Regions from separate parts of the Homo sapiens genome. Here region 1 is linked to region 2. The links are chromatin contacts, found by Hi-C or POLR2A ChIA-PET in ENCODE. All regions are on one chromosome and are shown on one strand. Each heading gives the region's core, a stretch centred on a gene start or an enhancer-like site at or near the end of the contact. The rest is flanking DNA. Distances are from core to core; before and after follow the strand shown. Region 1 has its middle 33 kb from the start of MED13. Region 2 has its middle 16 kb from the start of MMD.

Region 1 (3,550 bases), core at 971-3,470, 6.7 Mb after region 2:
TCTATCACCAAGTCTTGTCAATACTGCCTCTATCTACTTCTTTTTCTTCAGAACTGGGCTCACTATCATCTTCTCTTGCCTGGGCTTCTGGGACAGTGTTCTAATGGTCTGCCCACGTTTCCACTGCCTGCAATTTACTTTTCTCACAGCAGCTGATGGTCTTCCCTCTACAGCCTTATTTATTTATTTATTTATTTATTTATTTATTTATTTTATTTTTTTGAGATGGAATCTCGCTCTGTTGCCCAGGCTGGAGTGCAGTGGCGCGATCTCGGCTCACTGCAAGCTCTGCCTCCCAGGTTCACACCATTCTCCTGCCTCAACTTTCCGAGTAGCTGGGACTACAGGCGCCCGCCACCGCGCCCGGCTAATTTTTTTGTATTTGTAGTAGAGATGGGTTTCACCGTGTTATCGAGGATGGTCTCGATCTCCTGACCTGGTGATCTGCCTGCCTCGGCCTCCCAAAGTGCCGGGATTATAGGCATGAGCTACCGCGCCCGGCCTATTTTTTAATTGTTAATTAATGAACTTTATTTTTAGAGCAGTTTCATAGGTTTACAGAAAACTGAGCACATAGTACAGGGAGTTCCTTTATACCCACTTTCTATGCCACTCACAGTTCCCCCTATTATTAGCATCTTGAATTAGTGTGGTACATTTCTTACAACTGATAAACCAATATTGATACTTATTATTAACCGAAGACTGTTATTATGAACCAAAGCTTACATTATGGTTTAGTCTCCTGTTGTATAATAAATGTATGACATGTATCCACCATTGCAGTATCATACAGGATAGTTTCGCTGCTCTAAAAATCCCTCATACTTCACATCCCTTACCAGTGATTGTTTCAAAAGTGGATCCTGTGGCCAGGTGCGGTGGCTCATGCCTATAATCCCAGCACTTTGGGAGGCCAAGGCAGAAAGATCACTTGAGGGAAGTTTGGGCAGTATAGCAAGACCCCATCTCTACAAAAAATTAAAGAATTAACCAGGTGTGGTGGTGTGCACCTGTAGTCCCAGCTACTCAGGAGGCTGAGGTGGGAGGATTGCTTGAGCCTAGGAGTTCGAGGCTGCGGTGAGCCATGATTGCACCACTGCACTCCAGCCTGGACAACAGAATGGGACTCCATCTCAAAAAAAAAAAAAAATCAAAATGCAGATCTTTATTACAGCAAAACATACCTCCAAAACTGCAGATCTTCTGTCTCTCCCCTCACTCAGCCTCACCTTGTTCCACTATCTAGCATTCTGTTTCCAACCATACAGGTCTTTTTGTTTCAATCCCTCAAGCCACACTCAATTCTGTCTCAGAGTTTTGCTCATGTTGTTTTTTTCTTCATGAAATGTCCCATTCTACCTCCCGGCCCCAACTCCAGGTCTTATCACAGCTGCCTCCTTCCTAAACTGTGAGCTCCTCACTGGCAAAGCTGTGTTATTGTACCCATGGTACCCAGCACCTAGTGGATGTGTAATAAATGTTTGCTGAATAATATTAATAATTAAATTATTAGATGAAGAGAACAACAGCACAGAGTTTCACTTGATTGTGAGGAGCTTGGGAAGGGTACTGAAAGTTTGCAATGACGGCTAGGGGATGAAAGGGAAGGAAATGCTGATAGGAAAAATGCCTATTCAATAGGCTGAGAACACAGCTAAAAATCTGTAGAGGCGGCCAGGCACATTGCTCAGGCCTGTAGTCTCAGCACTTTGGGAAGCCAAGGGGAAAGGATTGCTTGATCCCAGGAGTTTGAGACCAGCCTGGACAACATGACAAGACTCTGTCTCTATAAAAAGAAAAAAGAAAAAAATTTAATTAGCTATGCATGGTGGTGTGCCCCTGTAATCCCAGCTACTTGGGAAGCTGAGGCAGAAGGATGCTTGAGTCCATGAGTTTGAGGCTACAGTGAGCCATGATCATGCCACTGCACCCCAGCATGGGTAAAAGAGTAAAAGTCTGTCTCAAAAAAGAAAAGAAAATTTGTAGAGGCCTCAACCCATCAGATGGTGTCAGGGGAGAGCGCTGGATGAATAGTTACAGTGATAAAGAGTTTAAGATTTGCAGGGTGGAACTGTTCTGGTAGTGACAAAGTACAGGGTGTGGCCATAGGAGTCCACTGAAGAGAACTGGAAGTGAAGACGCTGAGTATGAAAGGTCAGGAAACTAAGAAGCTGGGTCATTGAGTGGGTGGCCTACAAAGTCAGCAAAATCTCCCTTCCGCCCAGGAAGAAGAAGTGAGACAGGTATTTAAGAAATATGGCTGATGGATGACAGAGATGAAAGGAGAGAAGATGACAAGTTGGATGTCATGGACTTCATTGGGGCAGAGGTTTTTCATAGGGAAGAAATTGTTAGAAGGGTCTTAGGGAACTGGAAGAATGTTGTTGCTAATGCCTCCCTGTATTGGGGGCATGAAAGAATAAATAGCTTCTACTCGAAAGAAGTACAGGGGAAGTGGTAACCTCAGGGGAAAGCCAGGTTTCAGTTCAGACTAGAAGGTGAGGGAGTTTGCAAGGTGTCTGGTTGCACATAACAGAAATCAGCTCCAGCTATCTGTGGCCAGTAGTGAGTGACGGGTTGAGGGAGTTGGGTATCTTGGACAGTTGCACAAGATGGTAGCCACAGGCCTATCATTATGGGTGAGAAGATGCTATGATGGTCTTGATGAGCTGGGAAGACACTCCAAAAAGGTGTCCACTTTAGATAGTTCTGTGAAGAAGTTAAGGAAGTAGGAGAATTCACCAACAGACAGGGGTTCCATAGGACACAAATATTAATGGAATGTCTGGGGAAGTAGAGAGAAACAGAAGTACAGAGAAATATGGGGATTAGAATGGTCTGTGGGTTCCAAGTGGTGGTATCAGGAAGGTGGTATCTAGAATGGTAGGTACAGGAGGACCTACAAGCACATGGTGACATTTGTCGTGTCTGTCTAGCCCCTATTCTATTCCAAATATCTGTCTGCTCCCTAATTCGTCTTCATCCATTGAATTAGAGTTTCTTTCCTTTGTGTGTGTGTGGGTGTGGGTGGGTGGGGGGACAGAGTCTTGCCCTGTTGCCCAGGCTGGAGTGCAGTGATGCAATCATAGCTCAGTGCAGCCTTGAACTCCTGAGCTCAAGCAATCCTCCCACCTCACACTCCTGAGTAGCTGGATATACAGGGGCACCACCACACATGACTAATTTTTTTAAAAAATTTTGTAGAGATGGGAGTCTCACTGTGTTGTCCAGGCTGGTCTGGATCTCCTGGCTTCAAGCAACCTTCCCACCTTGGCTTCCCAAAGTATTGGGATTACAGGCATGAGCCCGGCTGAATTTGAATTTCTGACTTTCTTTGCCTCATCCCCTTTCTTTGCCCCAGAACATCTCTTAGAGCTTCACTGTGCCACCACGACTTCTGCTACCTCCTTAAGAAGCTGCACCCTGGATTATTTCTTAAACACCCACTGTGCGGGTTGGATGCTGACCCAGCCTGCTCTACTGAGCCCTGTGAAGCCCCCACCATCTTCTAACTTACCATATTATATTGTAATATTTTTGTGTCTCT
Region 2 (3,270 bases), core at 455-2,954:
GGGAGGCCAAGGCGAGCAGATCATGAGGTCAGGAGATCGAGACCATCCTGGCTAACACAGTGAAACCCCATCTCTACTAAAAATACAAAAAAAATTACCCGGGCATGGTGGCGGGCACCCGTAGTCCCAGCTACTCAGGAGGCTGAGGCAGGAGAATGGCATGAACCAGGGAGGTGGAGCTTGCAGTGAGCCGAGATTGCGCCACTGCACTCCAGCCTGGGCAACAGAGCGAGACTCTCTCTCAAAAAAAAAAAAAAAAAAAAGGAGGTAATAAAATACCCACTGTTTAATTTTGTTTTGGTTTTATGTTCTTATTTTGTTGGCTGCATGGGCTGAAAAAGTATGTCCATCTAAGTGTATCTTTCTTCCAGCTCCTGGAAGGTAGCAATTATGTAAGTAAGGTGGCTGGAATACTTACCTACCTTATACCTGCCAGGTGCTATTCTAAGCACTCGATGTGTATTATGTCTTCACGGTAACCCTCTGATACATTATTATTCTCATTTTACCAGTGATGAGGCTGGCACTGAGCAGAAAGTAACCTGGTTAAGGTAACCACCTGGAACATAGTAAAACTGGTATCTGGCCCCAGGCATACTGTTATGTCATACTGTTTCCCACTAGTTATGAAATCCCTTTGCAACAACACCTTATCTATCTCAACCAGCAATTCTGGACTGTAAGTAGGGAAAAGAATGTATTGCAAGCTATGCACAAGGTAATGATTTTATAGTCATAATGATTCAAGATGGAGGAGGCCTAGATAATGACGGCCTAATTATCTATAGCATTTTTTCTGGACCTGAGAGATCCAAAACTCAGCCTTTATTCAGACTAAGGATCTAGGAGAAAATCCCTGCCTCAATCAAAGAACAGAGAGTAATTCTCTGAGGGCCTTCAAGCGCTGAATAATTTATGTAGTGATTCATTCCCTTCTTGTGTGAAGCTTTTAGTTTCAAGCCTAAAGAAGATCCAGACACACAGGTGTTTTCCTAGAATCACAGAATATCAGAGTTGGAAGGACTTTAACTGTTCAAGTCAACATCCCCATTCCACATTCAACTCTTAGATCTCCATTCAATTCTTAGATCTCCCAATACCACATTGACATCTGTCTCAACAGTTCTCAGCCCATTTTTCCATTCCCCCACACTCAATGGATAACATTCACATATGAAATACATTACCTCTGCTGATGAGATCAGATAGTTTGTGGGTTCTGTACAATTCCTGGCAGCTAAGCTTGCACCACACCTTTTATTTTCTGCTCAAAGTGAATCAATAATGCAAGTAATTAAGAGGGATGCTATTACAGGCTCAGCCTTGATTGTATTCTAGAGTGCATTTTAAAAGTTAAGAATTTGCATAGTTCGGTATCATTATTAGCCAAAATTACTAGTAACACCCCACTCAGCTATTATTGGTACATAGGTTTTCCGGATGAAAAGTGCTGATCTAACCTATGGTTGAGATCCAGCCACTGGAAGTTCCCCATTTCCGAGGGAAGCCCGTGGCAACTCAGGACAGTTTTTACTGTCAGCAAATTCTTCCTTTTATTCAGCAGAAAAATGTTTCTAACTGCAGCTGGCCGACAACAGCACTGGGAAATCCATTTGTCTCCTGCTCTGCATCTTCCCCTAGTGTTCACAGAAACTGTTCTAAATTTTCACAATTCTCTTCAAGTCTTTGACTCCACTTTCATTTCCCATGCTCAGCAGGTGACCTCCCCTGGGACATGCTAAGTGCTCAGAAAGTGTTTGCTTGGCTGAATATCTCTTCCTCTACAAAACAGTTGACATGAATGCCCCAGCTTCTAGCCCCTAACAAAATCTTGTGTTGCTTTTCTTGCCTCAATCTCAGAGGAAGGGGCTGCTCCCTTCTATACAGCTTATTCATCCACTTGGGCTTTAAATCTAATCCTGTTTGGCTAATTCAGAGACCTGCTTACTTTCTACCCAAGTGCCATTTCCTTTCCTCAAAGGATAACTTCATTCTGAGCAAGTGTTCCATTTTATAAATCTGAGCAGTGAATTTAAGTCTTATCAAAGAAACCCTTAAATCTTTCATTCACATGCTGGGCTATATTCTTAATTTCACTTGCATATCAGGATTACCTAGGGAGCTTTCAAAAATCCTGATGCTCCAGAGAAATGCAAATCAAAACCACAATGAGATAAGATCTCATGCCAGTTAGAATGGCGATCATTAAAAAGTCAGGAAACAACAGATGCTGGAGAGGATGTGGAGAAATAGGAATGCTTTACACTGTTGGTGGGAGTGTAAATTAGTTCAACCATTGTGGAAGACAGTGTGGCGACTCCTCAAGGATCTAGAACCAGAAATACCATTTGACCCAGCCATCCCATTACTGGGTATATACCCAAAGGATTATAAATCATGCTACTACAAAGACACATGCACATGTATGTTTATTGTGGCACTATTCACAATAGCAAAGACTTGGAACCAACTCAAATGTCCATCGATGATAGGCTGGATTAAGAAAGTGTGGCACATGTACACCATGGAATACTATGCAGTCATGAAAAAGAATGAGTTCATGTCCTTTGCAGGGACATGGATGAAGCTGGAAATCATCATTCTCAGCAAACTATCGCAAGGACAGAAAATCAAACAGCACATGTTCTCACTTATAGGTGGAAATTGAACAATGAGAACACTTGGACACAGGGCGGGGAACATCACACATCAGGGCCTGTCGGGGGGTGGGGGGCTGGGGGAAGGATAGCGTTAGGAGAAATACCTAATGTAAATGATGAGTCGATGGGTGCAGCAAACCAACATGGCACGTGTATACCTATGTAACAAACCTGTACATTGTGCACATGTACCCTAGAACTTAAGGTATAATAATAAAAAAAAATCCTGATGCTCAGGCCACACCACAAAATAAAGAAATCATAATGGGCTGGGTGTGGTGGCTCATGCCTGTAATCCCAGCACTTTGGGAGGCTGAGGTGGGCGGATCATGAGGTAGGAGTTCAAGACGATCCTGGCTAACACAGTGAAAACCCGTCTCTATTAAAATTTCAAAAAATTAGCCAGGCATGGTGGTGGGTGCCTGTAGTCCCAGCTACTTGGGAGGCTGAGGCAGGAGAATGGCATGAACCCGGGAGGCGGAGCTTGCAGTAAGCTGAGATCGCGCCACTGCACTCCAGCCTGGGTGACAGAGCAAGACTGCGTCTCAAAAAAAAAAAAAAAAAAAGAGAAATCATAATGGAGTGTGGCAGGGAAGGAGTGAAAACCAGG

The links. A loop is a pair of places that touch in the nucleus more often than their neighbours do. ChIA-PET counts read pairs that join two places held with the same protein, here RNA polymerase II (POLR2A). Pooled maps may share reads with other maps.
Region 1: a pooled map shows a loop between it and region 2 (2.6-fold over the local background). The contact joins two enhancer-like sites. A Hi-C loop is called at or near these places in 1 of 50 pooled maps. POLR2A ChIA-PET finds 5 or more read pairs at or near these places in 2 of 52 experiments (B cell and common myeloid progenitor, CD34-positive).

The regions. Positions count from the first base shown.
Region 1 is chr17:62,096,576-62,100,125 of GRCh38, forward strand. No RefSeq gene overlaps it. Among named protein-coding and RNA genes, the nearest start is that of MED13, 33 kb to the left of the region's middle. Within about 2 kb of position 2,221, at least 2 of the 41 ENCODE cell types and tissues checked have a DNase peak (open chromatin) inside an H3K27ac peak, as active enhancers do; they include B cell, where a contact is called at or near this core.
Region 2 is chr17:55,435,812-55,439,081 of GRCh38, forward strand. No RefSeq gene overlaps it. Among named protein-coding and RNA genes, the nearest start is that of MMD, 16 kb to the left of the region's middle. Within about 2 kb of position 1,705, at least 6 of the 41 ENCODE cell types and tissues checked have a DNase peak (open chromatin) inside an H3K27ac peak, as active enhancers do; they include B cell, where a contact is called at or near this core.